Linked DNA regions of Homo sapiens: all the other regions are linked to region 6. The links are chromatin contacts, found by Hi-C or POLR2A ChIA-PET in ENCODE. All regions are on one chromosome and are shown on one strand. The core of a region is the stretch at or near the end of the contact, and the rest is flanking DNA. Distances in the headings are between cores, read along the strand shown. Region 1 overlaps TECR (trans-2,3-enoyl-CoA reductase). Region 2 holds the start of DNAJB1 (DnaJ heat shock protein family (Hsp40) member B1). Region 3 holds the start of ADGRE5 (adhesion G protein-coupled receptor E5). Region 4 holds the start of SAMD1 (sterile alpha motif domain containing 1). Region 5 holds the start of LINC01841 (long intergenic non-protein coding RNA 1841). Region 6 holds the start of JUNB (JunB proto-oncogene, AP-1 transcription factor subunit). Region 7 holds the start of LDLR-AS1 (LDLR antisense RNA 1).

What was found. A loop is a pair of places that touch in the nucleus more often than their neighbours do. ChIA-PET counts read pairs that join two places held with the same protein, here RNA polymerase II (POLR2A). Pooled maps may share reads with other maps.
Region 1: a loop to region 6 is called in a pooled map of gastrocnemius medialis, with 3 times the contacts of the local background. The contact joins the enhancer-like site here to the promoter of JUNB in region 6. A Hi-C loop is called at or near these places in 1 of 50 pooled maps. POLR2A ChIA-PET finds 5 or more read pairs at or near these places in 2 of 52 experiments (T-cell and activated B cell).
Region 2: a map of naive thymus-derived CD4-positive, alpha-beta T cell shows a loop between it and region 6 (38-fold over the local background). The contact joins the promoter of DNAJB1 here to the promoter of JUNB in region 6. A Hi-C loop is called at or near these places in 1 of 168 maps with a recorded cell type or tissue (naive thymus-derived CD4-positive, alpha-beta T cell) and 11 of 50 pooled maps. POLR2A ChIA-PET finds 5 or more read pairs at or near these places in 2 of 52 experiments (CD4-positive, alpha-beta T cell and activated CD4-positive, alpha-beta T cell).
Region 3: a map of CD8-positive, alpha-beta T cell shows a loop between it and region 6 (12-fold over the local background). The contact joins the promoter of ADGRE5 here to the promoter of JUNB in region 6. A Hi-C loop is called at or near these places in 1 of 168 maps with a recorded cell type or tissue (CD8-positive, alpha-beta T cell) and 8 of 50 pooled maps. POLR2A ChIA-PET finds 5 or more read pairs at or near these places in 5 of 52 experiments (H1, T-cell, activated B cell and 2 more).
Region 4: a loop to region 6 is called in a pooled map, with 5 times the contacts of the local background. The contact joins the promoter of SAMD1 here to the promoter of JUNB in region 6. A Hi-C loop is called at or near these places in 1 of 37 single-sample maps with no recorded cell type and 9 of 50 pooled maps. POLR2A ChIA-PET finds 5 or more read pairs at or near these places in 1 of 52 experiments (CD4-positive, alpha-beta T cell).
Region 5: a map of naive thymus-derived CD4-positive, alpha-beta T cell shows a loop between it and region 6 (13-fold over the local background). The contact joins the promoter of LINC01841 here to the promoter of JUNB in region 6. A Hi-C loop is called at or near these places in 2 of 168 maps with a recorded cell type or tissue (both naive thymus-derived CD4-positive, alpha-beta T cell), 1 of 37 single-sample maps with no recorded cell type and 8 of 50 pooled maps. POLR2A ChIA-PET finds 5 or more read pairs at or near these places in 5 of 52 experiments (H1, T-cell, activated B cell and 1 more).
Region 7: a map of GM12878 shows a loop between it and region 6 (8-fold over the local background). The contact joins the promoter of LDLR-AS1 here to the promoter of JUNB in region 6. A Hi-C loop is called at or near these places in 2 of 168 maps with a recorded cell type or tissue (GM12878 and naive thymus-derived CD4-positive, alpha-beta T cell), 3 of 37 single-sample maps with no recorded cell type and 18 of 50 pooled maps.

What each region holds. Positions count from the first base shown.
Region 1 is chr19:14,549,843-14,553,865 of GRCh38, reverse strand. All of the region lies in intron 1 of TECR (trans-2,3-enoyl-CoA reductase), which reads right to left. It also overlaps a transcript of DNAJB1 not described here. Among named protein-coding and RNA genes, the nearest start is that of NDUFB7, 20 kb to the left of the region's middle. RefSeq lists an enhancer at 1,686-2,185. Within about 2 kb of position 2,310, at least 23 of the 41 ENCODE cell types and tissues checked have a DNase peak (open chromatin) inside an H3K27ac peak, as active enhancers do.
Region 2 is chr19:14,516,713-14,520,237 of GRCh38, reverse strand. DNAJB1 (DnaJ heat shock protein family (Hsp40) member B1) reads left to right here and starts at 1,841. Exons shown (of 3, transcript NM_006145.3): 1 at 1,841-2,099; 2 at 3,192-3,525. The coding sequence starts at 1,889. RefSeq lists an enhancer at 1-547 and silencers at 1,460-1,779, 1,990-2,559.
Region 3 is chr19:14,379,985-14,383,684 of GRCh38, reverse strand. It overlaps ADGRE5 (adhesion G protein-coupled receptor E5), which reads right to left and starts at 2,241. Exons shown (of 20, transcript NM_078481.4): 1 at 2,140-2,241. The coding sequence starts at 2,161. RefSeq lists a silencer at 753-892.
Region 4 is chr19:14,088,493-14,092,032 of GRCh38, reverse strand. It overlaps SAMD1 (sterile alpha motif domain containing 1), which reads left to right and starts at 1,282. Exons shown (of 5, transcript NM_138352.3): 1 at 1,282-2,248; 2 at 2,671-2,965; 3 at 3,057-3,153; 4 at 3,251-3,362; 5 at 3,458-3,540. The coding sequence starts at 1,613. PRKACA (protein kinase cAMP-activated catalytic subunit alpha) reads left to right here. Exons shown (of 10, transcript NM_002730.4): 10 at 1-345. RefSeq lists silencers at 547-876, 927-976, 1,117-1,336, 1,667-1,926, 2,227-2,276 and an enhancer at 2,921-3,430.
Region 5 is chr19:14,361,862-14,365,854 of GRCh38, reverse strand. LINC01841 (long intergenic non-protein coding RNA 1841) reads left to right here and starts at 1,865. Exons shown (of 4, transcript NR_134908.1): 1 at 1,865-1,983.
Region 6 is chr19:12,790,196-12,793,839 of GRCh38, reverse strand. JUNB (JunB proto-oncogene, AP-1 transcription factor subunit) reads right to left here and starts at 2,354. Exons shown (of 1, transcript NM_002229.3): 1 at 525-2,354. The coding sequence starts at 2,068. The coding sequence ends at 1,025. It also overlaps a transcript of HOOK2 not described here. RefSeq lists silencers at 1-215, 1,556-1,665, 2,036-2,615, 3,476-3,644, enhancers at 306-365, 1-491, 386-505, 2,380-2,991, 3,292-3,644 and cis regulatory regions at 2,095-2,649, 3,489-3,644.
Region 7 is chr19:11,087,498-11,091,214 of GRCh38, reverse strand. It overlaps LDLR-AS1 (LDLR antisense RNA 1), which reads left to right and starts at 1,556. Exons shown (of 1, transcript NR_163945.1): 1 at 1,556-2,147. LDLR (low density lipoprotein receptor) reads right to left here and starts at 1,752. Exons shown (of 18, transcript NM_000527.5): 1 at 1,600-1,752. The coding sequence starts at 1,666. RefSeq lists enhancers at 412-591, 309-902, 903-1,498 and a silencer at 662-921.

The sequences.
Region 1 (4,023 bases), core at 1,061-3,560, 1.8 Mb before region 6:
AGCTGGCCAGCCAGGCACTCACCATCCCCGCGCCGGGCACAAGCGCTGCTGCACTCATCGCCTGAGCTCCCTGTCCAGCCAATGCCCAGCATAGAGGTCGGAGGCCTGGCCCGATCATGCCCAGAGCCACGCCGGCCACCTCGCCCCCATCACCTCGCCCCCATCACAAATGCAGAGACTCCGGCACATTCATCTGGACTCCGGCTCAGCGGCTCAGCCCTCTCGGCTCCCTTTCCTTCCCACTTCCAGAAATATCAAGTCAACCTGCTAATGCCAGGATGGCTGAGAAGACCTAGGGCTCAGCTGCCAGGAACCCTGCACAGGCCACACCTGCTCGGCCAGAAATACCACCTTCCCCAGTGGCCTCAGTGTATGACCTCGTTTCTCAGTGGCACCCGGGGGCGGCTGCACCAGCCTCCCCGAGGCGCCACAGTGGAAGCAGAATGTCACCCAGGGTGGGGAGGAAGGGCTGAGAGTGGCTGACCTCCCACTCCCAGGTCCCTGGACCGCTCTGCTCCTGTCTTCTACCTGTGCTGGCAAGACGAGAGGTGCCAGGGTCTCAATGCCAATGTCTCTGGGCTCTCGGATCCGAGGCCAGGGCCAGGTGCAGAGGCAGCGGTAGCCCGGGACCCGGAGAAGCTGGAGCTGCTGTTCCCATCCAGCAGAGCCCCGAGCGAGCAGGTAGCAATCCAGCCTTGGAAGATGGTCATCGGACGCACGAGCTCCTGGCTTGGGCGAGCAGCCACAGCCATTCATAGAGGATGAATATGGCACAAGACAAACACAGTGGGAAGTTGGAGAACCTGGGTCTCAGCCCTGGGCCTGCCCCCCATTCTCAGTGGTACCCACAGCCTACACCCATCCCTGCGGTTGTGCCCTCAGGGCCTCCGAGGAGCACTGGCCCACCCAGAGCGACGCTGATCTCGCCCGTTTCATTCAGACGTGACATCTATCAGATGCTCACCCTGTACCTAGGACTATGCTGAGACTGCCACCCAGGCCTCACCCAGGCCCTATAAGAAAAAGACTGGGCCGGGCGCAGTGGCTCACACCTGTAATCCCAGCACTTTGGGAGGCCGAGGCGGGTGGATCACGAGGTCAGGAGATCAAGACCATCCTGGCTAACACAGTGAAACCCCGTCTCTACTAAAAGTACAAAAAAAGTTAGCCGGGCATGGTGGCGGGTGCCTGTAGTCCCAGCTACTCGGGAGGCTGAGGCAGGAGAATGGCGTGAACCCGGGAGGCGGAGCTTGCAGTGAGCCAGAGATTGCGCCACTGCACTCCAGCCTGGGCGACAGAACGAGACTCCTCTCAAAAAAAAAGAAAAGAAAAGAAAAGAAAAAGACTGTGATGCCTGTTACGTGGCTTGGAAAACTGGGGCTTGGGAACGAGGAAGCCCTCGCCCAAGGTAAGTAGCCTGGAAGTGCCCATGTGAGTGTCCACCCAGCTTGCTCAGGCCCAAAGCTCCTACAATAAAATAATGCCTCCATCCTAGAGAGCAGGGCTATGTGCAACAGAGAAAGGAAAAGGCAGGCCGGGCACGGTGGCTCACGCCTATAATCCCAGCAGTTTGGGAGGCCAGACTGGGAGGATTGCTTGAGCCCGGGAGGTCAAGGCTGCAGTGACCTATCATTGCACCACTGCACTCCAGCCTGGGGGACAGAAGACACGCTATCTCAAAAAAAAAAAAAAAGAAAAAAGAAAGAAAGAAAGAAAGAAAAGAAAAAGGCCAGGCGCGGTGGCTCATGCCTGTAATCTCAGCACTTTGGGAGGCCAAGGTAGATGGACTGCTTGAGCCCAGGAGGTCAAGGCTGAGTTATGACTGCACCACTGACTGCACTCCAGCCTGGGCGACAGAGCGAGACTCCATCTCAAAAAAAAAAAAAGAGAGAAAGAGAGAGAGAGAGAGAGAGAGAGAGGGAGGGAGGGAGAGAGAGAGGGAGGGAGGGAGGGGGAGAGAGAGAGAGAGAAAGGAAAGAAAAAGAGGAAGAAAGGAAGAAATAAAGAAATAAGGGTAAAACCAAACAAAAGAAAAACAAAAACAAAAAAACAAAAAACCCACCACCCTGGATGCGATCCTCCAGCAGACACCAAGAACTGAGCCTCTCTGCCTGGCCTGAGGACCCAGCCCGCTGGCCTCTGCCCCACAGCCTCACACAGCCAGGCTGTACCAGAGCAAAAGGTCTATCAGCAACTCATACCACAGCGGGGCCCAGGCAGGGTTTACAGCTGTGGCAATGCCTCCTGCATGTTTTCCTGTCACTAGCTAAGACAGCCAATGGGCCTAGAAAAGCAGGGGCGCGTCCTCAATGCTGACTGAGAGGCACTGCCACAGGGGGCGGTGTCAGACCTGCCTTGCCTGTCTGCTTCTCCAACTAGTAAATGGGTGTGCCTGCAAGACCATCTAACACAGGGACTGCTTAGGAATTAGGGAATTCCTGCAGCCTGTGCAACATGTCAAAACTCCTTCTCTACACAAAATATAATAATTGGCCAGGTGCAGTGGCTCACGCCTGTAATCCCAGTACTCTGGGAGGCCGAGGTGGGTGGATCACCTGAGGTCAGGAGTTCGAGAGTAGCCTGGCCAACATGATGAAACCCTATCTCTACTAAAAATACAAAAAAATTAGCTGGGTGTGGTGGTGGGTGCCTGTAATCCCAGCTACTCAGGAGCCTGAGGCAGGAGAATCGTTATGAACCTGGGAGGTGGAGGTTGCAGTGAGCCGAGATCGCACCACTGCACTCCAGCCTGGGTGACAAAGCAAGACTCCATATCAAAAAAAGAAAAAAAAATAGTGTCTTTGCAGATATAATTAAGGATCTTAAGATGACATTATCCTGAATTTAAGGTGGACTTAATAAGAGAAAGGAGTGTCCTCATAAGTAAAAGGAGCGGCCGGGTGTGGTAGTTCATGCCTGTAATCCCAGTACTCTGGGAGGCCAAGGTGGGCAGATCATCTGAGGTCAGGAGTTCGACACCAGCCTGGCTAACATGGTGAAACCCTGTCTCTACAAAAATTAGCTGGGCATAGTGGTACGGGCCTGTAGTCCCAGCTACGGGGGAGGCTGAGACAGGAGAATCGCATGAACCCAGGAGGTGAAGGTTGCAGTGAGCTGAGATCACGCCACTATACTGCTGCATGTGCAACAGAGCAAGACTCCATCTAAAAAACAAACAAACCAAAAAACTGACACTCCTGGCCGCTGGGGCCAGCCCTCAAGGAGCTCCAGTGTAAAGGCCAAACACTCAACTCCCCAGGTCCCAGACCCCCAGGGGATGGTCCAGAACTGCATCCCTGCACCCACAGCTGGGTGGCAGTTGGGGACGACACCTGGGTCTCTCTCCAACTCAGGGCAGGAAGGCGCTGTCGGACCAGGAAGCTGGAAGGGGGCCAGAGGCTGAGCCCTGCAGATACAAACTGACTGGAGGAGCAGGAGGAGCTCATCCGGGCCAACCCCCGACTGCCCGAGTCCAGCAGACAGGTTAGTCCACCCCCATGAGCTCAGCTTGCCAAAGAGCCTAGACTGGGATCTACGTGGCAGGCTTTATACACGCGGCGGCAGCTAACACCACCCGCCCACTCACAACCAGCCAGGCACGGAGGCTCATCCTCAACACGAATCATCTCCTTTACAATGTATTCATCCTCTTTTGCAGGTAAGGAAACTGAGGCTCGTTTGTTCACTGACACATGCCAGGCCCTGTTAAGGACTGTGGGGTTCAGCTATAGAAGGAGAGACAAAAATCCCTGCTCGCATGGAACTCACATCTTGGCAAAGAAAGAGTGACAATGAAATAAATCGCTATATGTAATATGTTCAAAGGTGACGTGCGACATGGAAAGAAGAAAGAAAGGAAAGGGGACAGGGAGTGGCAGTTGAAGGGGGCAGGTGTATAGTTTATTTTTTTTATTTTTTTTTTTGAGACAGAGTCTCACTGTGTTGCCCAGGCTGGAGCGCAGTGGCACAATCTCGGCTCACTGCAACCTCCGCATGCCGAGTTCCAGTGATTCTCCTGCCTCA
Region 2 (3,525 bases), core at 592-3,091, 1.7 Mb before region 6:
CCCACCACTAAGAAAATGGTTAGTCACCCCTTTGACAATGCTTCCTTTGTGCCATGCCTGCTCTGAGCACTTTGCAAATGTTGACTCATATAAACTTCAAAGCCCTCATGATGTGGGCACAACTGCTATCCTCATTCCTCATTGTGCAGATGAGGAAGCTAAGGCCAGCAAAGGCCTAGTAACTAACCCAAGGTTACCCAGCCGGGAAATGCTGGAGCTGGGAATGAAGCCCAGCTGTCTGGTTCCAGAGCCAGTGTTACATGGCTCTGACCTCCCAGGCAGTTCTTCCAGGAACCTCCCCCACTTCCCTGGGCCCTTCCCAGGTGGAACCCCTTTCTGAGCCTCCTTTTCCCATCAGCTCTGTCCTTGACAGAGGCACCCCAGACTTTCAGAGCCAAACGCGATCGTGTTGCCTACAATTGAGGAAACAGAGGCCTTGAAAGGTGTGTGACACACCTATGTCCCCCCAAATTATAAAGGTAGTTGGGGAAGAAAAAGAAGCACGTGTGTAAGAACGGGGAATATTTATGAGGTTCTCACTGCGTTCCAGGCACTGGGGACCCAGTGCAGACAGGACCTGGCCCCTGCCCAGGTGGCGATGTCAGACTGGGAGGGAAGACACATTGAAAGCCAAGAGACAAGATAAATTTCAAATTTAGCGGCAAGTGATCTTGAGAGGGCAGTAAAGGGAAGAAGGCGGGACTGGGAGGACCTTGGGAGATGCGCTTCCGTCCAGATCCTCACCTTGCTTTAGGAGGTGAGAACAGAGGCAGTCTTCCGTCCCAAAATCCTTCTCCCCACGGTTGGGAGAATAGCGCTGGTGGGTTTTTTGTTCATTTTACTTTATTTTACTTATTTTATTTATTTATGAGACGGAGTCTCGCTCTGTTGCCGAGGCTGGAGTGCAACGGCCGGATCTCGGCTCACTGCAACCTCCGCCTCCCCGATTCAAGCTATTCTCAGGCCTCAATCTCCTGAGTAGCTGGGATTACAGGTTCGTGCCACCAACGCCCGGGTAATTTTTATATTTTTAGCAGAGATGGGGTTTCACCATGTTGGCCAGGCTGGTCTCGAACTCCTGACCTCAAGTGATCCGCCCGCCTCGGCCTCCCAAAATGCTGGGATTACAGGCGTGAGCCACCGCGCCCGGCCTGTTTGTTAATCTTAAATAGAAACGGAGTCTCCTTATGTTGCCTAGGCTGGTCTCCAACTCCTAGGCTCAAGAGATCCTCCTGTCTTGGCCTCAGGAAGTGATGGGATTACAGGCATGAGGCTCCGCGCCCGGCCTGATAGGTTCTCTTATTGCCATGTTGTAGATAGAAGGGGGCCCCTGGGTTAGGCAGACACAGGTTAGGTAGTTCGTCCGGCGTCACCGGGCGGGAGCCCACCGCAGGCCCCACGAGACAAGGGCGAGCAGGTTCATCGCCTCCCGGGGAAAGGACTGGGTAGTCCCAGGCCCCACCCCTTCCTGGAACAGCAAGTTCGCTGTGGGTCCCGACCTACTGACCCAGGCGGAGGGCGGGACGCAGGGTAGCTGGGGCCGCGTAGAGAGGGAAAGAAGGTCGCGATTGGCTCGTCCCGAAAGGTGGGCGGGGCCTCCTCCGACCTGTGCGCGCGCGCCGCGGGGAGGTGTTGCCGAGGGCGGAGCGGGAGGGGGCGTGGCCCCGCGCGGGCGGCCGTTGACGGCGAGGCCCCGCCCCGGATGTCGCGTGTCGCTGAAAGGGCGGCGGCGATTGGCCGGCGCCGCGGGGGCGGGCGGGGCGGAAGGTTCTGGAGGGGGCTGGCGGGCTCTGGAAGCTTCCGCCGGACGGGTATATAGAGTCCGGGACTGGTCGGCGGCGGAGCCGGGGGACGGCGACAGCGGGTCGGCGGGCCGCAGGAGGGGGTCATGGGTAAAGACTACTACCAGACGTTGGGCCTGGCCCGCGGCGCGTCGGACGAGGAGATCAAGCGGGCCTACCGCCGCCAGGCGCTGCGCTACCACCCGGACAAGAACAAGGAGCCCGGCGCCGAGGAGAAGTTCAAGGAGATCGCTGAGGCCTACGACGTGCTCAGCGACCCGCGCAAGCGCGAGATCTTCGACCGCTACGGGGAGGAAGGTGTGTGCTCGCGGCCAGGGGCGCGGCCCCGCCTTTTGACAGACAGGGAAACTGAGGCACGCTGGCCCCTCTCGGCGGCCCCCCGGGAAGGACGCCCCGGGCCGTGGGGCCGAGCTGCCCCGCCCTCCGGCCTCGCGGGCCTCCGCCCTCGGATTGGCGGCCGCGCGGTGGGAGGAGGAGCCTTGGCCCAGCCGCTCGGCCAGAAGCTTCTAGCATGTCTGGGGCTGCCCCTCCCCGGGCGCCTCCTCCCGCGGCCCCGAGCAGCCCCGGGGTGCGGTGCATGGGGGTGGGGGAGCCGGGGGTGACGACGGGGACGGCGCGGCGGAGCCCGCTGCGGACCCGGGCTCACCTGGGCTCGGCCGCCGGGGTCCGCGGGGCGGCGCCTCCGGCTCAGCTGCGGGGCGAGGGGTTGTGAATGCAGGAGCCGACCCCGTTCGTGGGCTTGGGGGCTGGGTTGGGATAATTCCCGGGAAGTGATGACCTGGCCCCGGCAGGGCACGCAGGAGGCAGCGGCCGCCCAGGTCCGGAGAGCGGGGCCGCCTCGGAGGGTAAGGAGAGCAGGGCTTTTTGTTCCTGTGCCCGTTGATGATTCAGGCTGGCTTCTGGGCTTGATCTGGAGCTGACTTTTTGTGCAAGGATGGTGGCAGTGAATGCTAATGTGTGAGGATTTAAAAACTCCCTATTTATTTTTGTTTTTTTTTTTCTTCTCTTCCTACGCACCATTAGCCCTAAAACGTTGAGAGTAAACACTTACCGAAAGCCGACCCTGGACCATGTGTCTTTAGCCATCTCTTGGTGATGTTGCCAGGAGGATGGGTCAGTCCAGGAGTGGCAGGGCCTAGGTGGCACCTGGAGGTGAACACCTAACCGCATGAGTCCTTTTCCACTGTCAGGCTACGCGGAAATACTGTTGGTAGGGGGGCGTCTCTGCTGTTGGCAGTGAGAGGTAGAAACTTGGGGTTCTTCCTTGCTCTCCCCTGACAGACAAAAAAGTTCCTCCCCCATGGCTTCCAAGCTGTTTCCCCCTGTAAGGGAAGCTCGAGAGAGAGTCTGCTGTTCAGCCATCTGACTGCTTCTAAATCTGCTTTTCAGGCCTAAAGGGGAGTGGCCCCAGTGGCGGTAGCGGCGGTGGTGCCAATGGTACCTCTTTCAGCTACACATTCCATGGAGACCCTCATGCCATGTTTGCTGAGTTCTTCGGTGGCAGAAATCCCTTTGACACCTTTTTTGGGCAGCGGAACGGGGAGGAAGGCATGGACATTGATGACCCATTCTCTGGCTTCCCTATGGGCATGGGTGGCTTCACCAACGTGAACTTTGGCCGCTCCCGCTCTGCCCAAGAGCCCGCCCGAAAGAAGCAAGATCCCCCAGTCACCCACGACCTTCGAGTCTCCCTTGAAGAGATCTACAGCGGCTGTACCAAGAA
Region 3 (3,700 bases), core at 992-3,491, 1.6 Mb before region 6:
CATTCTCTGGGCTGAGCCCTAAGTAGTCAGTTTCCTGCATTGAGATCCTGGGGTGGGGGGTGGTGGGGCAGTCACCCCTTCTTTAGGCTTCCTCCTAAGGACCCCGAGACAATTCCCCAGACCCACTAGTGTCTTACCAGAATTTAATAATCATCATAATTTATTATTTATTCATTTATTTTGAGACAGGGTCTCACTGTCACCCAGGCTGGAGTGCAGTGGCGTGATCTCAGCTCACTGCAACCTCCACCTCCCAGGTTCAAGAGACTCTCCTACCTCAGGCTCCCGAGTAGCTGGGATTACAGGCGCCCGCCACCACACCCAGGTAATTTTTGTATTTTTAGTAAAGACAGAGTTTCACCATGTTGGCCAGGCTGGTCTCGAACTCCTGACCTCTGGTGATCTGCTGGCCTGGGCCTACCAAAGTGCTGGGATTACAGGTGTGAGCCACTGCACCCGGCCTTATTATTAATTTATTTTTTGAGATAGGATCTTGCTCTGTCACCCAGGCTGGAGTGCAGTGGTGCAAACACAGCTCACTGCAGCTTCAACCTCCTGGGCTCAAGGGATCCTCCCACCTCAGCCTCCTGAGCCACTAGGACTACAGGCGCACACCACCAAGCCCGACTAATTAAAAAAAATTTTTTTTGGCTGGGCGCGGTGGCTCATGCCTGTAATCCCAGCACTTTGGGAGGCGGAGGCGGGTGAATCACCTGAGGTCAGGAGTTTGAGACCAGCCTGGCCATCATGGTGAAACCCCGTCTCTACTAAAAATACAAACACAAAAACTAAAACAAAAAACTAGCCGGGCATGGTGGCAGGCACCTATAATCCCAGCTACTCGGGGTGGATGGGGGCGAGGCAGGAGAATCGCTTGAACCCAGGAGGCGGAGGTTGCAGTGAGCCGAGATTGCACCATTGCACTCCAGCCTGAGCGACAAGAGCGAGACTTTGTCTCAAAAAAAAAAAAAAAAATTTGTTTTTGGTAGAGACAACGTCTCGATGTGTTGCCCAGGCTAGTCTCCAGTCCCTGGGCTCAAGAGATCCACCTGCCTCGGCCTCTCAAAGTGCTGGGATTGCAGGTGTGAGCCACTGTGCCCAGCCAACACTTTTAAAATGCTGTTTACCTAATTCTTACTGTGAACCAGGAATAGTTTGTGTCCTAACTCACTCATCCCTTAAAACAATCTAAGACGGAGACGGGTTGTGCTCCATTTTATAGATGAGAAAAGTGAGGCGCAGAGGCTCTCTGACTTGGCCCTGGTGACACAGACAGCCAGGGCGTGGAACCCTTGGGAAGCCAGGTCTTGGCAACTGCCCCCAACAAGTGTGCCCCCAAGAAACCCAAGGTGGGCTCTTGTCTCTCACTCTCAAGCCAAGGCGGGGTGCTGAGCTGACACCTGCCACTTGGGGCTGGCCCAGGGAAGCTGTGTCCCTGTGGTCCAGGAAGTTCTGGTTTTTGCCCCAAATGTCATTTCTTCACTCTCTTTGTTGCCCCGTTGCTTAGGCAACGAGCTACCCTGATAACCGTTACAGTCACCTTGGGTGGGGCGGGAAAGGGAGTCCCAGGAAGTCACAACAAAAATCAAATTCAAACCCAGAACCAGGCAAAGTCCCTTCGATCCGCAGCTGAGCCCCAGCCAGGTCTGCGGGGAGCAAGAACTGGGGTCTCTGGGGGCTGCCCCTGCTGCTGAGACTGCGAGGGACAAATTGGGGGTACCTTGCAGTGGAGAAGTCCTGGCTTCTAGCTTCCCCACCCCCGCCCATGTCCTTCTATGCGTTATATTAAGCACAGCGGCTCTCAGGGTCCCAGCACTCACTTTTTGCCCCTTTCCTTCCCCCGTGCCTCAGTTTCCCCTCTTAGGGAGCAGATGCCAGACTGGCTCCAGTAGAAAGCTTGAGGATCCCTCCAGGCAGGGTAGCAGGCTCCAAGAGCACCCTGGAGTTCCTGCCGGGGTGTGGGGGTGCCCAAGCACCACCAGCCCCTCTCGCCGTGTGCCCGTGAGTGCCTGCTTGACCATGTGGCTTCCTCTATCGCAGGCCCCACAGACACCAGCGGCGCCTCCCGTTTCTCAGACGCAGCCAAGGGGTCCCGCTGGAGCTTCCTCGCCCCTCCCAGCGGGGCCCCAAAGTACTTACCGAGAAAGACGCGGCCTCCCATGGTTGGAGCTGCCGGCAGGAGCGGCAGGGGAAAGAGTGAGTGGGACAGGGCTGTCCCGTCTCCACAGGCTAGGCAGCTGTGCAGGCTGTCCCGAGGCCAGGACTTTATGAAGGAGGGGGGGCGGACAGCCGCTGGCCCAGGGCCCTCCCCGGAACTGGCGGTGCAGCTGGAAGCCAGCAGGAAAGTGCAATAAAAACACAGACCCAGGGGCGCTGCATACACACACACACACACACACACACACACACACACACACACGTGCACTCAGTAAGAATGAAGTGCAACCTGCTTTCAAAAACCCTCTGCTAGAGTTTCCACCATGTGGCTCTGACGAACCCTTTGGCCTCTGTGTTGGGGCTGGCTGCTCTGAGGGGAAGGTGTGGCAGCCGGGCGGGGCGGTCTTGCCTGGGGCCACTTGGCTCTTCCCTGGGCAGGCGCAAAGGGGTCTTGTCAGAAATAGCTCTGGACGCCCACGCTGGTGGGACTCGCCCTGTGCCCAGAGCTTTGGCATGCCAGAGTTGGCAGAGCCTGCGTCCCAGCTGGCAGAACGTTTCCCTGCCATTTTCCAGATGAGGAAACAGGTCGGGTGCAGAGGCTCGCACCTGTGATCTCAGCACTCTGGGAGGCCGAGGCAGGAGGATCGCTTGAGCTCAGGAGTTTGACACCAGCCTGGGCAACATGGCGAAACTCTTGTTTCTACAAAATAAATAAATAAATAATCCAGGCTGGTGGCAGACATCTGTAGTCCCAGCTACTACTACTCAGGAGGCTGAGGCGGGGAGAATCACCCGAGCTGGGGAGTTTGAGGCTGCAGTGAGCTATGATGGTGCCACTGCACTCCAGCTTGGGTGATAGAGTGAGATCCTGTGTCAAAAACAAAAAGAAAGAAAGAAAACTGAGGCATTACAGTGTCCACATAAAAGCCCAGGGAGGGAGAAGGGGCCCTCTTCCGATGCCAGGCAGGTGCCAAGAAGAGAAGCTTCACCGCACAGAGCAGACCTCCTGGATCTTTCTGATCTTTCTAAGCCAGTTTCCCCCTGTGGGAAACTTATATTTCAGAGGCCTCTTCGTTAATCAACAGAGAATCATGTGATAGGAGGGTTCTTTCCTTTCTGGATAAATCACATGATTAGCTTGTCTCTTGAGCTACCTCATAATTTTTTAAAACGCTATTTTTTGGCTGGGTGCGGTGGCTCACACCTGTAATCCCAGCACTTTGGGAGTCTGAGGTGGGTGGATCACCTGAGGTCGGGAGTTCGAGACTCAGCCTGACCAACATGGAGAAACCCTGTCTCTACTAAAAATACAAAATTAGCCGGGTGTGGCGGCACATGCCTGTAATCCCAGCTACTTGGGAGGCTGAGGCAGGAGGACTGATAGAACCCAGGAGGCGGAGGTTGTGGTGAGCTGAGATTGTGCCCTTGCACTCAAGCCTGGGCAACAAGAGTGAAACTGTCTAAAAACAAACAAACAAACGCTATATATATTTTTAAGAGATCTTACTCTGTCACCCAGGCTGGAGTGCAGTGGCACCATCAC
Region 4 (3,540 bases), core at 33-2,532, 1.3 Mb before region 6:
TGTTTTACTCACCCACCAGCTTCCGCCTCCCCCATCCTGGGCGCCCCTCCTCCAGCTTAGCTGTCAGCTGTCCATCACCTCTCCCCCACTTTCTCATTTGTGCTTTTTTCTCTCGTAATAGAAAAGTGGGGAGCCGCTGGGGAGCCACCCCATTCATCCCCGTATTTCCCCCTCTCATAACTTCTCCCCATCCCAGGAGGAGTTCTCAGGCCTGGGGTGGGGCCCCGGGTGGGTGCGGGGGCGATTCAACCTGTGTGCTGCGAAGGACGAGACTTCCTCTTGAACAGTGTGCTGTTGTAAACATATTTGAAAACTATTACCAATAAAGTTTTGTTTAAAAAAAAAGTGTCGCTGGTGTTCTCGACTTCGATCACCCACCCACACACCCCCAGGGGGTTGGAAAGGGAATTTCGGACCCCAGCGTGCAGGCCGATCAGGTCCTGGCTTGAAGTCCTTGTAACCAGGGTTTAGCTGAAATTCCGGCACTCCTTCGGCCCCGCAGGAGAAACGAGCGTCAAACTGCCCTTTGACCCCAGATTCGGGGTCCCCAAATCTGCGGCGCGCCCCCTCGGCGTCCAGCCCGGGACCGAGAGGGCGCTCTAGGGAGGCGCTGGGGCTGGCGCGCCAGGAGGCCGAGCGGCGGCGGGGGCGGCCCTGGCAGGGGGAGTAGAAGGGGGAGAGGGTGCGCGCCCCCCTTCCCGCATCCTCAGCGCCGGGCCAGGCGCGCCTGAGGGACGCGGGGGCGGCGGCAGCAGGAGGGTCCCCGCAGCACCCTGCGAGCGCGGCAGCCCCGGCCCGCGGGCGGCGAGTTCCCGGTAAGTGCGGTCCCGAGAGCGGAGCGCGCTGGAGAGGCGTGGAGAGGGGGGCTGGGCGCCGGGGACGTCTGGGTCCCGCGCCCAATGGCTGGAGGGCGGCCGAGCGCCGCCCGCCCGCCCTGCCCGCCCCCTCTCCACTCCCCCCGGCACTCCCCTCCCCCTCCCCCGCCCGCCGCTTTCCCCCGCCCCCGCCCCGGGCCAACTCCGCGGCGCCTCCTTAAAAAGCGCGCGGGAGTTGTAAGGGGGGGCCGGAGCGAGCCGGAGTGAGCGAGAGCGCAGGGTAAAGGGGGCGGGCGGGGGGCCCGGGCTCCACCTTAAAAGCGGGCGCGTGGGGGTGGGAGGGAGGAAGGCGGGCGGCGGGGAGGAGGGAGGGAGGGAAGGAAGGGGGGCCGGAGTGTCCCGGGCGCAGGGCGCGCGTGCGGCGGCGGCGGCGGCGGGGAGGGGCCGGCCGCGCCGCGCTCCCCTCCTCCCCCTCGCATCCCCGGCCCCGCGCGCGCCCAGCAGAAGCGGGTCTGTGTGTGCGTGCGTGCGAGTGAGTGAGTGTGTGCATATTTTTTTCTCTCTTTTCTTTCTCTCTCACTGTTTTTTCCTCTCTCTCTCTCTCCCTCTCTCTCTCTTTTTTTTTTTTTTTTTTTTGCAAAGAAACAGCAGCGCCGCCGCCGCTCCGCCGAGGCGCTGCGCCCCCCGGGGGGGGAGGCGGAGGAGGCGGGCAGCGGCGGAGGGAGGGGAGCCGGGGAGGGGGGCGCCGCGCTGGGAGGGAGGCAGCGCGCACGGTGCAGCCGGGCCGGGCGGGAGGCATGGCGGGGCCCCCGGCCCTACCCCCGCCGGAGACGGCGGCGGCCGCCACCACGGCGGCCGCCGCCTCGTCGTCCGCCGCTTCCCCGCACTACCAAGAGTGGATCCTGGACACCATCGACTCGCTGCGCTCGCGCAAGGCGCGGCCGGACCTGGAGCGCATCTGCCGGATGGTGCGGCGGCGGCACGGCCCGGAGCCGGAGCGCACGCGCGCCGAGCTCGAGAAACTGATCCAGCAGCGCGCCGTGCTCCGGGTCAGCTACAAGGGGAGCATCTCGTACCGCAACGCGGCGCGCGTCCAGCCGCCCCGGCGCGGAGCCACCCCGCCGGCCCCGCCGGCGCCGCCACAGCAGCAGCAGCCGCCGCCGCCGCAGCCACAGCCGCCGCCGGAGGGGGGCGCGGTGCGGGCCGGCGGCGCGGCGCGGCCCGTGAGCCTGCGGGAAGTCGTGCGCTACCTCGGGGGCAGCGGCGGCGCCGGCGGTCGCCTAACCCGCGGCCGCGTGCAGGGGCTGCTGGAGGAGGAGGCGGCGGCTCGAGGCCGTCTGGAGCGCACCCGTCTCGGAGCGCTTGCGCTGCCCCGCGGGGACAGGCCCGGACGGGCGCCGCCGGCCGCCAGCGCCCGCCCGTCTCGCAGCAAGGTGAGCGCGCCGGGGAGCGGGGGCGCCGCGCGGTGGGCAGGTGCGGGCGAAGTTGGTGGCGGGGGCGCGAGTCCCGGGAGGAACTGGGTGGCGGGTGGCTGGGGCTTTGCGCGCGTTTCCTGCGGGCTCGGTGCGTGGTGACCTTGGCAAGTGATTGAATCTCCCGGAGCCTCAGTTTCCTCCGCTGTAAACGCGGTTTAATAACAGTAGCGACCCCTTGGGGTTGTTGAGCGAGTTTAGTAAGATTTGGTTGTCGAGGGCTTTAGTTAACACAGAGCCTGGCACGGAGTGAATGCGTAAAAGTTAGTCCGTATTGTTCTTAAAGGTGGAATCGGTTCCTCCTCCCCACCGCCCGGACGCCACAGTCAGGGTCTGGGATTAGAACAGCTACTAATTTTGCATGCTTCTCTCCTCGGCTCCAGAGAGGTGGAGAAGAGCGAGTACTTGAGAAAGAAGAGGAAGAAGATGATGATGAAGATGAAGATGAAGAAGATGATGTGTCAGAGGGCTCTGAAGTGCCCGAGAGTGACCGTCCTGCAGGTGCCCAGCACCACCAGCTTAACGGCGAGCGGGGACCTCAGAGTGCCAAGGAGAGGGTCAAGGAGTGGACCCCCTGCGGACCGCACCAGGGCCAGGATGAAGGGCGGGGGCCAGCCCCGGGCAGCGGCACCCGCCAGGTGTTCTCCATGGCAGCCATGAACAAGGAAGGGGGAACAGGTAAGGATCCCTCTGGGTGGGGAAGAGTGCTAGGTGGAGAGGAACTCAGCCCGAAGACAAAGCCAAAGACAGGTGTTTTTTTCCTTCCCAGCTTCTGTTGCCACCGGGCCAGACTCCCCGTCCCCCGTGCCTTTGCCCCCAGGCAAACCAGCCCTACCTGGGGCCGACGGGACCCCCTTTGGCTGTCCGTAAGTTGGGGTATTGGAGACATGGGGGTGCTGCTCAGGTGTGTGGTACAGCCAGAGAGACATCCGTGTTCACTGGTGTCTGTTTGTTTTGATGCAGTCCCGGGCGCAAAGAGAAGCCATCTGATCCCGTCGAGTGGACCGTGATGGATGTCGTCGAATATTTTACTGAGGCTGGATTCCCGGAGCAGGCGACAGCTTTCCAAGAGCAGGTGAGTTTCCAGCCCAGGACTACACACTGACAGACACAGAGGGCCTCCCTGGGATGTGCCCTGATCCCGGCTCTCTCTGTTCCTGTCCCACCCAGGAAATTGATGGCAAATCTTTGCTGCTCATGCAGCGCACAGATGTGCTCACCGGCCTGTCCATCCGCCTCGGGCCAGCCCTGAA
Region 5 (3,993 bases), core at 616-3,115, 1.6 Mb before region 6:
TAGCTCACTGCAGCATTGACCTCCTGAGCACAAGCAATCCTCCCACCTCAGCCTCCCGAGTAGCTGGGACTACAGGTGTGCACCACCACACCCAGCTAATGCTTGAATTTTTATAGAGATGGGGTCTTGCTATGTTGCCCAGACTGGTCTTGAACTCCTGGGCTCAAGTGATCCCTCTGTCTCAGCCTCCCAAAGTGCTGAGATTATGGGCGTGAGCCACTGCTCCTGGCATACATTGTCCTAGTCTATTGTTAGAAGCAAGTTATTGGGTCCAGCTCACACTCGAGGGATCACACAGAGTGCAGACATCAGGAGGTGGGAATCATGGAGGAGTCTTGGAGCCTGTCTGCCTCACCTCCTCTCCTCTAGTATTCCTAGTTTTTTTTTTTTTTTCGAGATGGAGTTTTGCTCTTGTTGCTTAGACTGGAGTGCAATGGCAGGATCTCGGCTCGCTACAACCTCTGCCTCCCAGGTCCAGGTGATCCTCCTGTCTCAGCCTCCCAAGTAGCTGGGATTACAGGAGCCCCCTGCCACACCTGGCTAATTTTTGTATTTTTAGTAGAGATGGGGTTTCACCATGTTGGTCAGGCTGGTCTTGAACTCATGACCTCAAATGATCTGCCTGTCTGGGCCTCCCAAAGTGCTGGGGTTACAGGCATGAGCCACCAAGCCTGGCCTCTTTGCTGATTTTCATCTGTAACTTTCACTGTAATAAACCATAACTGGGAGTAACACCACTTTTCTGGGATCTATCAATCTCAGCAAATTATTGACCCTGAGGGTGGTCTCAGGGACCCCCGACACAAGCCCCATTTCCCAGCCACCATCTTTTGCAATCTCCATTGCCCTAGTCACCGAATGGCATATTCTTATCCATTTGCTATTTCCTGCCTCTCTCCTCTGGATCAAAGGCTCTGGAAGGTCGAAAACTCATCTGTCTTTCCCATGAAAGGCTGTAGAACAAAATGGTCAGGGGTCAAGTCCTGGCCCTGTCACTTTTTCATTGTTGCTGAGTCAAGGTCTCAGCCAGGGTGGAGTGCAGCAGTGCAGTCATAGCTTACTGCAGCCTTGAACTCCCGGGCTCAAGCAATCCTCCCACCTCAGCCTCCCTTGTGGCTGGGACTACAGTCACATGCCACCACAGCCAGCTATTTTTTTTCTTTTAAGACAGGGTGTCGCTCTGTCACCCAGGCTGGAGTGCAGTGGCATGATCTCGGCTCACTGCAACGTCTGCCTCCCAGGTTCAACTGATTCTCCTGCCTCAGCCTCCCGAGTAGCTGGAATTACAGGCATGCGCCACCACGCCTGGCTAATTTTTTTTTGTATTTTTAGTAGAGACGGGGTTTCACCATGTTGGCCAGGCTGGTCTTGAACTTCTGACCTCAGGTGATCCGCCTGCCTCGGCCTCCCAAAGTGCTGGGATTACAGGCTTGAGCCACCAAGCCCGGCCCCACACCCAGCTAATTTTTATTTTTTGAGACGGAGTCTTGCTTTGTTGCCCAGGCTGGAGTGCAGTGGCACGATCTCAGCTCACTGCAATCTCCACCTCCCAAGTTCAAGCGATTCTCCTGCCTCAGCCTCCGCAGTAGCTGGGATTACAGGCATCCGCCACTACGCCAGCTAATTTTTTTGTATTTTTAGTAGAGACGAGGTTTCATCTTGTTGGCCAGGCTGGTCTTGAACTCCTGACCTCAAGTGATCCGTCAGTCTCAGCCTCCCAGAATGCCTGAAGGTTAGCTTTTAAGTGTTGGTTACTTTATCTCCTCAGTAGCTAGATCAGGGTCCAGGTGGTCAGGATTCAGTCAAAAGCAAGTGATTAAGGAGACTCCTCTGGGGACTTTGCGATGGAGAGGCAGGAGGGGCCACGAGCGGGGGTGGGGAAGAGAAGAGGGCACAGAGGCCAGCGGATGAGAGAGACACCAGGGAGCCTGGGATGCCTGCCCGAGGCTCTGGCCACGCCCATGCCCTGCCTGTCCCGCTAAGGTGAGCTGGTCCTTCTGTGATCACCCGGGGAGGAGGCCTACAGGAGCTGCAGAGCTGAGTAGAGAGGGAAGGCGCGGGGGAGGCCAAGTCCCACGGGTCTGGGCTTCTAGGAGGAAACGTGTGGGAGGTTGGGACGGGAGGCGTGGGGGCGGGGGACAGGCAGGGCAGCTGGAGCCGGGGCTGTAGTCGGGCGCCGGCCAAGCCCCAAAGAAAGCCTGTGTTGGGCAGCGTCCGGTCTGGCCTGGCCTGGGAGGATGCCTGCTTGCTGCTGGGGGGCCCTGGAGATGCCGACGTAGCTCTGTACCCCCGGGAGGAATGTGACCCCCTCCCCACCCCCAGCCTCCAAATTTTTCCACATAAGGCTTCAGGGGTGCTCATGCCGCATGAGTTCAGGACAAAGGAATCAAAAGCACATGGACTGGATTCCCTAGGGAGGAGAAATTCTGGAAATAAGACGAAGAGGAGGACAAAGGGGCCCGGGGGCGGGGTGAGGGTGCTGGGACGGAAGCGGGGGGCGGGGATTGGGAGGCAGCCGGAGAAGGTGCCTGGCTCTGAGTGGCCTTAGACTGGGGACACATCTCAGCTGGGGATGAAGGCCACTGTGGCCCCGGACCGCCAGGGCAACTCCTTGGACCTCTCTGAGCCTTGTTCCTTCCTTTTTTTTCTTTTTTCTTTTTTTTTTGAGACGGAGTCTTGCTCTGTCACCCAGGCTGGAGTGCAGTGGCGCGATCTCGGCTCACTGCAAGCTCTGCCTCCCAGGTTCACGCCATTCTCCTGCCTCAGCCTCCCGAGTAGCTGGGGCTACAGGCGCCCCCCACCACGCCCGGCTAATTTTTTGTATTTTTAGTAGAGACGGGGTTTCACCGTGTTAGCCAGGATGGTCTCAATCTCCTGACCTCGTGATCCGCCCGCCTCGGCCTCCCAAAGTGCTGGGATTACAGGCGGGAGCCACCGCGCCCGGCCACCTTGTTTCCTTTCTTTTGGCCCAGATTCTTGGGGCAAAATACTTGGAGTCCTCCATGTCTCTGTCTCTGTTTTATTTTGTTCTCTCTTTCTGTTTCCTTCTTTCTTCTCTTTCTTCGTTCTCTGTCTCTCCTTCCTTCCTTCCTTCCTTCCTTCCCTCTCTTTCTTTCTTCTCCTTCCTTCTTTCTTTCATCTATCTCTGTCTCTCCTCCCTTTCTTTCTCCTTCCTTCCTTCCCTCCCTCCCTCCATTTCTTCCTTCCTTCCTTCCTTCCTTCCCTCTTTCTTCTCCTTCCTTCTTTCTTTCTTTCCTCTATCTCTATCTCTCCTCCCTTTCTTTCTCCTTCCTCCCCTCCCTCCCTCCCTCCCTCCCTCCCTCCCTCCCTCCCTCCCTTCCTTCCTTCCTTCCTTCTCCTTCCCCGGTCTCACTTTGTTGCCCAGGCTGGTCTTGAACTCCTAGGCTTCAGTGACCCTCCTGCCTCTGCCCCACAAAGTACTGGGATTACAGGCATGAGCCACCATGCCTGGCCTCTATCTCTGCCCCTGTCCCTTTCTCTCTCTCTCTATTGTATCAGCAAATCCCGAGAGCTCTATTTTCAAAATCTATCCAGCATCTACTCACTTTTCACCTCCTCCACAGCCCCTACCTGGTCCGGCCCCATCAACTCCCCCTTGGCCCAGTGCAGACTCCTCTGCCCTGGTCTCCTGGCTCCTGCCCTTGCTCGCCCGCTCCATGCTTTTCTGTCAGGGCACGTCCCTCCTCTGCTCAAGGACCCTCCAGGGCTCCCACCTCACTCAGTGCAAAAGCCAAATTCCTTCTTGTGGCCCACAGGGCCCTGCAGGATCTGCTCAGCACTTATCTGCCCTCACCTCCTCCTTCTCTCCCCTTTGCTCATTCCCTTCAGCCAGGCCAGCTTCCTCGCCGTTTTGGGCATGCTCCTACCTTAGGGGCTTTGCACGGCAGCTCACTCTCACTTGCAGCACCACCTCCTCCTCCAGATCCCCACATGGCTTTCTCTCGCCCCCTTCAGGTCTTTTTTTTTTTTTTT
Region 6 (3,644 bases), core at 1,105-3,604:
AGCCCAGGAGCGCTGCCCGCCCACCGCGGGCGCTCTGGACCCAGGCCTGGGGCTTTCCGTGCCCGGGCAGCCGCCTGCCCGGGAAAATCCCGGCCCCCTTCCCGGCGCCGCGGCCCTGCCCGGCAGAGCGGGGGAGGGGATTCCCGGAATCTGCCCAGAGACCGCGGTCGCGTCACTGGGCAGAATCGGTCCTTGTATGGGCAGCGCTTCCGCTGCGTCAGCGGGGAAAGCCCCGGCGCGCGCGGCTGGGCGGGGACGCGCCTGCGCACTCCAAGTCTCGGCCGGAGCACCCTGCCTTCAGCTCCTGGGTCCCTGGACCGCGTCCCGCGCCCCAACCATCCAACCCTGGAGATCTGGGGACGCGGGAAGGGTGGGACTCCTGGGCTGGGACCACAAGATGCCTGCGCCGAACCGACGAGGGGGACACATACAGGACCGAGCCACCAACAGCACTGAGCTGGGGGCAAACCAGTGCTTTTTTTTTTCCCCCCGCCCTCCCAGCTTGGAAAAAAAGACAACAGAAATTAATAAAGAACCAATTTTTTTTTTACTTAAATAGATTCAATAAAAAGAACAAACACACACAAACACAAACACGTCTTAAAATAAACTCTTTAGAGACTAAGTGCGTGTTTCTTTTCCACAGTACGGTGCAGAGAGGGGAGGGCAGGGGGCGGGGGTCCCCTTCCCAATGTCCCCGCGGGCTTGAGTACCAGGCGGCGGGGCCAGCTCCGCCGCGATCGCCCCCTCTTCCCCTCCCTGTTAAATACACAAATATATTATATTCAATATGAATCGAGTCTGTTTCCAGCAGAAAAAAAACATACAAAAAAAAGTGGAAGGGGGGGCTTGTAAACGTCGAGGTGGAAGGACTGGGCGCAGGGTAGGAGGGCCGGAGTCCAGTGTGGTTTGCGGCGCCCCTAGGTCCCAGGGTGGGTGCCCACCGCCTGCTCCCTGGACCCCAGTGGGAGGCGTGTGCCCAGCCGTCCAAGCGAGGGGGTGTCCGTAAAGGGGCAGGGGACGTTCAGAAGGCGTGTCCCTTGACCCCAAGCAGCAGCTGACAGCCGTTGCTGACGTGGGTCATGACCTTCTGTTTGAGCTGGGCCACCTGCTCCCGGAGGAGGCCGGCGGTACTCGACAGCCCCGCGTTCTCGGCCTTGAGCGTCTTCACCTTGTCCTCCAGGCGCGCGATGCGCTCCAGCTTCCGCTTCCGGCACTTGGTGGCCGCCAGCCGGTTCCGCAGCCGCTTGCGCTCCACTTTGATGCGCTCTTGGTCTTCCATGTTGATGGGGGACACCGGCGGCGTGGCGTCCCGGCTGCGCGCCTCCGGCACGGTCTGCGGTTCCTCCTTGAAGGTGGAGGCGCCGCGGCCCAAGCCCAGCTGCGCCGGGTGGCCACCGGCGAAGGGCGGCGCGTGTGGGAGGTAGCTGATGGTGGTCGTCGGGTACGAGCTCCCGGTCCCGACGGCAGCCCCGGCGCCTCCCGAGGACGCAGAGGCTGGGGAGTAGCTGCTGAGGTTGGTGTAAACGGGAGGTGGCTCCGGGCCGGCGTAGACGCCCCCGGGCCCAGCCGGGGGCCCCCCGGTAGCGCCCAGGGACACGTTGGGGGGTGTCACGTGGTTCATCTTGTGCAGATCGTCCAGGGCTTTGACAAAGCCGTCGGCGAAGCCCTCCTGCTCCTCGGTGACGCCGCCCCCTGCGCCCCCTGCACCTCCACCGCTGCCACCCCCGCGGGGGTAAAAGTACTGTCCCGGGGGTGTAGGCGTCGTCGTGATCACGCCGTTGCTGTTGGGGACAATCAGGCGTTCCAGCTCCGAAGAGGCGAGCTTGAGAGACGCGCCGGTGTCCGAGCCCTGACCAGAAAAGTAGCTGCCGCCACCGCCGCCCTCTGGGCCGGGTCCGCGAGCCCCAGGCGCTTTGAGACTCCGGTAGGGGTCGGCCAGGTTGACCGCCAGGCTCGGTTTCAGGAGTTTGTAGTCGTGTAGAGAGAGGCCACCAGGGGCCCGGCCGTATCCCGTAGCTGTGTATGAGTCGTCGTGGTAGAAGGGCTGTTCCATTTTAGTGCACATCCGGGCGGCCCAGGCGGTCTGGGGAGGGTCCCTGCGGGGCCGCTCCGGGCCTCGCTGCAGCGAGCGGCGAGCTCTCCGCTGCGGTGACCGGACTGGGTGCCTGGTCGCGCGTTCTCGGGGGCTGGCGCGGGCGGGTAGCAGCCAGCCGGCAGCTGTGCGCAAAAGCCCTGTCAGGCTTCCCGAGCCCCCGTCGCCCTCTCTGGCGCGATAGCTTTCCTGGCGTCGTTTCCCCCAGCTCCCAGCTCCCTGCTGGCTCCGAGGCTGGCCTGGCCGCTCTCAAGGTCCCAGCCGCTCAGCCTGAGCCACACGCCTTTATACCGCGCTAGTCAGCCACGGAAGTGCGCTCCGATTGGCCGTCGCCGGAGCCGGGCCCCCGCGCCCCCCTCCTCGAGCGTGGGGAAGGGGAGGAGGCGGCTCGCGTCACTGTCAGGAAGCGCGTGTCCTTGTAAACAGCGGCCACGGGCCGGGTGGCTCGGCGGGGCTGCAGGGGGAGGGGCTCAAAGGACCTCGGGGTACGCATGGAAGGAGGTGCTGGGGGGCCCAGGCACATGAGTGAGGGGTTTCAGGGAGGAGGATGATTTCCCTGGAGTCCACTGGGACAAATACCAGGACCTGGTACGCAGCAAGTGGGGTGAGGGTCCCAGTATGTGCGAAGAAACCCCTGAGGTACCCAGAATACGAGAGGGGTAGGAGGACTGACAATCCATTGGGAGACCCCAAAAAGCAGAAATGAGGGTTAAGCACTGTAAATCGGGAGGGTTAAGGAGACACCTGACCCAGGAATTGACTGGGGGTCCCGGGCTCAGAAGGATGCGGGACTGGAATTTTCACAGGACGGAGGAGGGGAGAGATCAAAAGGGGTGAGTGGGTGGAGCTGCATGACCCATTAAATTGCAAGAAATGAGTAGGGGTCCAGGAGCTCATGGGAGCTGAGTCCAGAGTCTGAGGCTCTCCCGTAAGCGGGAAGGAGGCATTAGGGGAAGTCTAGATATGCAGAAAGCTAGTAAGCGGCCTGGGGTACACTGAGGCAGGTAAAATATGCCAGGTAGAAGATGGAGACATGTCTGCCAGAAATTGGGGACCACTGGGGTCATCTGCTAGCCCGGATGAAGGAGAGAGTTAGAAGGGGCCGGACACATCTTCGGAGCAGAGAAGACAATAAGAGGGTACTCAGTTGACATGTGAGGAGGGGGCCTTGAGGGTCCCGCGCACCAGGACTGCTGGATCTTCCACGACTGCTGCTCCCCCTCGATGGTAACCTCTTAGTCATCTGTATTCTCTGTCCCCCATCCTAAAACCCTCCCCTATTGACCCTGGGCTTTGCCCAACACCGTGTCGGCTCCTAGAGCCTGGACCCAGCCCGACGGCTGGGGCGCGGTCGCCCAACCCCACTCCCTTCCTTAGAAACAGGCTGGGGAAAGAGCGCAGAGGCAGGAAGTGTGGCAACAGCCCCGGGGGAAGGAGCCCGGCCCTGTCTCCGTCACTCGGATCCTACGGGACCGTGCGCCCCGCCCTGGGTCCCGCCGCATCCTGCGCCTCGGAAGAGGAACCTGGGCGTGCGAGCCCCCGCGGAGGC
Region 7 (3,717 bases), core at 307-2,806, 1.7 Mb after region 6:
TCCTTGTGTTCATCAGGCAATCCCAATCCTTTTCTAGGCTAGGCTGGTTCTCAGGAGGGAAAGGGCCATGTAGCTGTTGTCTAGGGCGAGGCTGTCTCTCTGCAACTAATTTAAAGCCACCTAAAAAGCTCTAACTCAGGATCATGCACTAACCAGCCTCTTGTGGAAATCTAAAATCTAATCCATTTCACCCAGAGGAAAAATCGCCGCTTGGACAGCTGAACCGAAGCCATTCACAGCCTCTGAAGAAGCGAGGCCACCCCAGGGGGTCGGTCCCGGGGGATAGCTGCCCCACCGTGGCTGAAGATCTCGGCTGCAGACCAAGGAGGGGCGGGGAGATTCTGAGGCAACGTTTCAACCTCGTAAGGAACCGAGGCCTTGAGGGTGGCCGGGGGCCCCTCTGTGAACTTGATCGGGGCTGGTGGGGCGAGGGCGCCCCCCAGGACAAGGTGGGGACGGAGGTGTCGCCACAGAGCACAGCGGAAACCGGGGACTTCGCCAGGAGGGCCCAGGATAACGGAGGGCGACTCGTGTATGTCGCGGAGGCGGCTCCGGGGACCCGGGACTTGTCGTCGCCTTTGTGACAGGAACCGCGGAGGAACGCCAGGCCTCCCCTGCATCCGCCTCGCCCCGGACAAGGTGAGGCTCAGACTTCCGCGCCAGCCCCGCCCCGCTCGTACACAAGCCCCGTCCTCCCGACGCCCGCCTCCGCCTCCACCGCCTCACATTGGACAAGGGGAGTGGCTCGAGGGTGGCCTGTTGGACTACACCCAATGGAATTCGGGGGGCGGGCCAAAGGGGCGGGGGCAGGGGCGGGAGGGGGTGGCCCCCGTCCCGGAGCACGCGGCGGAATCCCGGGACTGCACCCAACTCAGGATGGCAGTGGCGCCCTGGGGTCGCGCAAAGCGGATCGGGACCCCTGAGCCCGCGGTGACCTCCAGGCTGGACATCCGGGTCTCCAGTCGCCCTCGCCCCCAGAAGGACTTAAGGCGGGGGTGGGAGTGATCCCTTGTTTTAGGACTGGAGGTCCCCACACCCAGCTCCGAGTTAGAAGAGAGGGTCCCGGCCGGGCGCGGTGGCTGACGCCTGTAATCCCAGCACTTTTGGGCAGATCACCTGAGGTCGGGGTTCGAGACCAGCCTGGCCAAAATGGTGAAAACCCGTCTCTACTAAAAATACAAAAATTAGGCGGGCGTGGTGGTTGGGCGCCTGTAATCCCAGCTATTCGGGAGGCTGAGAGAGGAGACTCGCTTAAACCCGGGAGGCGGAGGTTGCAGTGAGCTGAGATCGTGCCACTGCACTCCATCCTGGGCGACAGAGCTAGACTCCGTCTCAAAGAAGATGCGGTCCCTCACCCTGTGGAGACTTGGGGGACAGCGGTGCCCCGTTTCCCTTAAATCCCTCAGACTCCTCCCGACCCTCGCGCTCCCCTCAGCGCCCCCCTCCAGCGCCCCCTCCAGCCGTTTGGGAAGGACCCCGTGCCATTACCCCACAAGTCTCCCAGGGATGGAGTGATTATTTGTACCCAAAAAAATAAATTCCCAAGGGCCCCCCGGGGGCTCCCTCTCAACCTATTCTGGCGCCTGGAGCAAGCCTTACCTGCAGTCCCCGCCGCGGCGAGGAGCAAGGCGACGGTCCAGCGCAATTTCCAGCCCCAGGGCCCCATGCTCGCAGCCTCTGCCAGGCAGTGTCCCGACCCGGATCACGACCTGCTGTGTCCTAGCTGGAAACCCTGGCTTCCCGCGATTGCACTCGGGGCCCACGTCATTTACAGCATTTCAATGTGAGGTTTCTAGCAGGGGGAGGAGTTTGCAGTGGGGTGATTTTCAAATGTCTTCACCTCACTGCAAGAGGAGGAGTTTCGAACGGCCGATGTGACATCGGCTTTTTAACCCGTGAAGCTCTGATTCCCACTCCAGTCCTTCGAAAGTGTCGCCAGGGCAGGCGACTTGATTTGTTGTATTTGGGTCTCCGGTGAAGAGCTGACGCCCCCTCAAAATTGGAAACGCATCTTCTGAAAGATCCTCCTGAAATTTCTCGATGTTTAACTGTTAACATTTTGCTGTTGTTGTCCACAGAAGGATAACAACAGCCTTTCAAGATCCTCCAATAGCCTAATGCCATTGTCCTCTCTGCCTCAAAAGGAAAACACTAAAAATGTTGGGAACTTCCGCCACTTTCTATATTTGCCTTTTCCTTTCTAGGAATTGTGTATAGATTTTTAGCTTCCTTTCGTTGTATATTGTTTTTACATTGTTATTCCAAATCACCTAATAGACACTGATCAATCAGGAATTTAAATAAAATCTTCACAAAAGTACAGCCAAAAAAATATTTTTTGTTTTGTGGGATCCCGCCTTTGGCTGAGTATAAACATCTGAAAAATCAATTGTACGGATACCTGGAGTCTGGACGTAAATATTGATTTCTCCCCTTAGGAGAAGGAGTTGAACAAACAGAAGGGCGGTTTCCTCTCCCTCAAAGCAAAATCAAAACAAAACAGGGCTTTCACAGTTGAACTTGAACCCCTAAGCCACAGAGAGCTGGTGGAGACCAACTTTTAGAATTGAGTCTCTTTGGGGACTCATGGGGTTGCCAGAGGCCTCTTGCCAAAAAGGCACATGTGAGAAACTTGCCTGAACCCCACACAGGGCTGGGCAGTCTTGGCGGTTCCCCCAGGAATAAGCTGGATTTCTCTGGGATTTTGCAAACTGACTTTGGCAGGCAGTGCTAACCTCTCAGCAGGATTTTAGGGAAACCTAGGAGACCAGGCAGAAAAGGGACAAATTGAACTCTCAGAAGGACAAAAAAAAAGATTAATCAGGGAAAATAATTTTTTAATTATTTTTATTATAATTTTTTAAATAATTATTTATTATTTATTTATCATTATTTCCAGCTGTCACTCAGGCTGGACTGCAGTGGCGTGATCACAGCTCTCTGCAGCGTCAACCCTGGGCTCAAGGAATCCTCCCACCTCAGCCTCCTGAATAGCTAGGACCACAGGAGTGCACCACCATGCCCAACTAATTTTTAATTTTTTTTTATAGATGGGGTCTCACTATGTTGCCCAGGCTGGTCCCAAACTCCTAGCTTCACTCAATCCTCTTCCTCTTGCATCATGATGCCTCTCAAATTGCTGGCTTTACAGGCATGAGCCACTGTGCCCAACCCAGAAGAAGAAATTGATGATAAGAATTTTTGGCAGTTAAGACTCAGTTTCAGAATTCGGCCTTGGACAGATAAATTAGCTTTCCCAACCTGTAAAGGGGCCATCAAAATGCTTGAACCTACTTGGCAGGCTCAGTGTCAAGGTCAAATTGAAATAATTAGCGGGCTGGGCATGGTGGCTCACGCCTGTAATCCCAGCACTTTGGGAGGCTGAGGCAGGTGGATCACGAGGTCAGGAGATCAAGACCATCCTGGATAACACAGTGAAACCCCACCTCTACTAAAAAAAAATACAAAAAATTAGCCGGGCGTGGTGGCGGGTGCCTGTAGTCCCAGCTACTCGGGAGGCTGAGGCAGGAGAATGGCGTGAACCCGGGAGGTGGAGTTTGCAGTGAGACGAGATTGCGCCACTGTACTCCAGCCTGGGCGACAGAGTGAGACTCCGTCTCAAAAAAAAAAAAAAAAAAAGAAGTAATTAGCAATCACCTAGAGAAGTTTACAAGGATAGGCAAGTTCTAGGAGCTGCTGCAACGTTTATAAATGTGT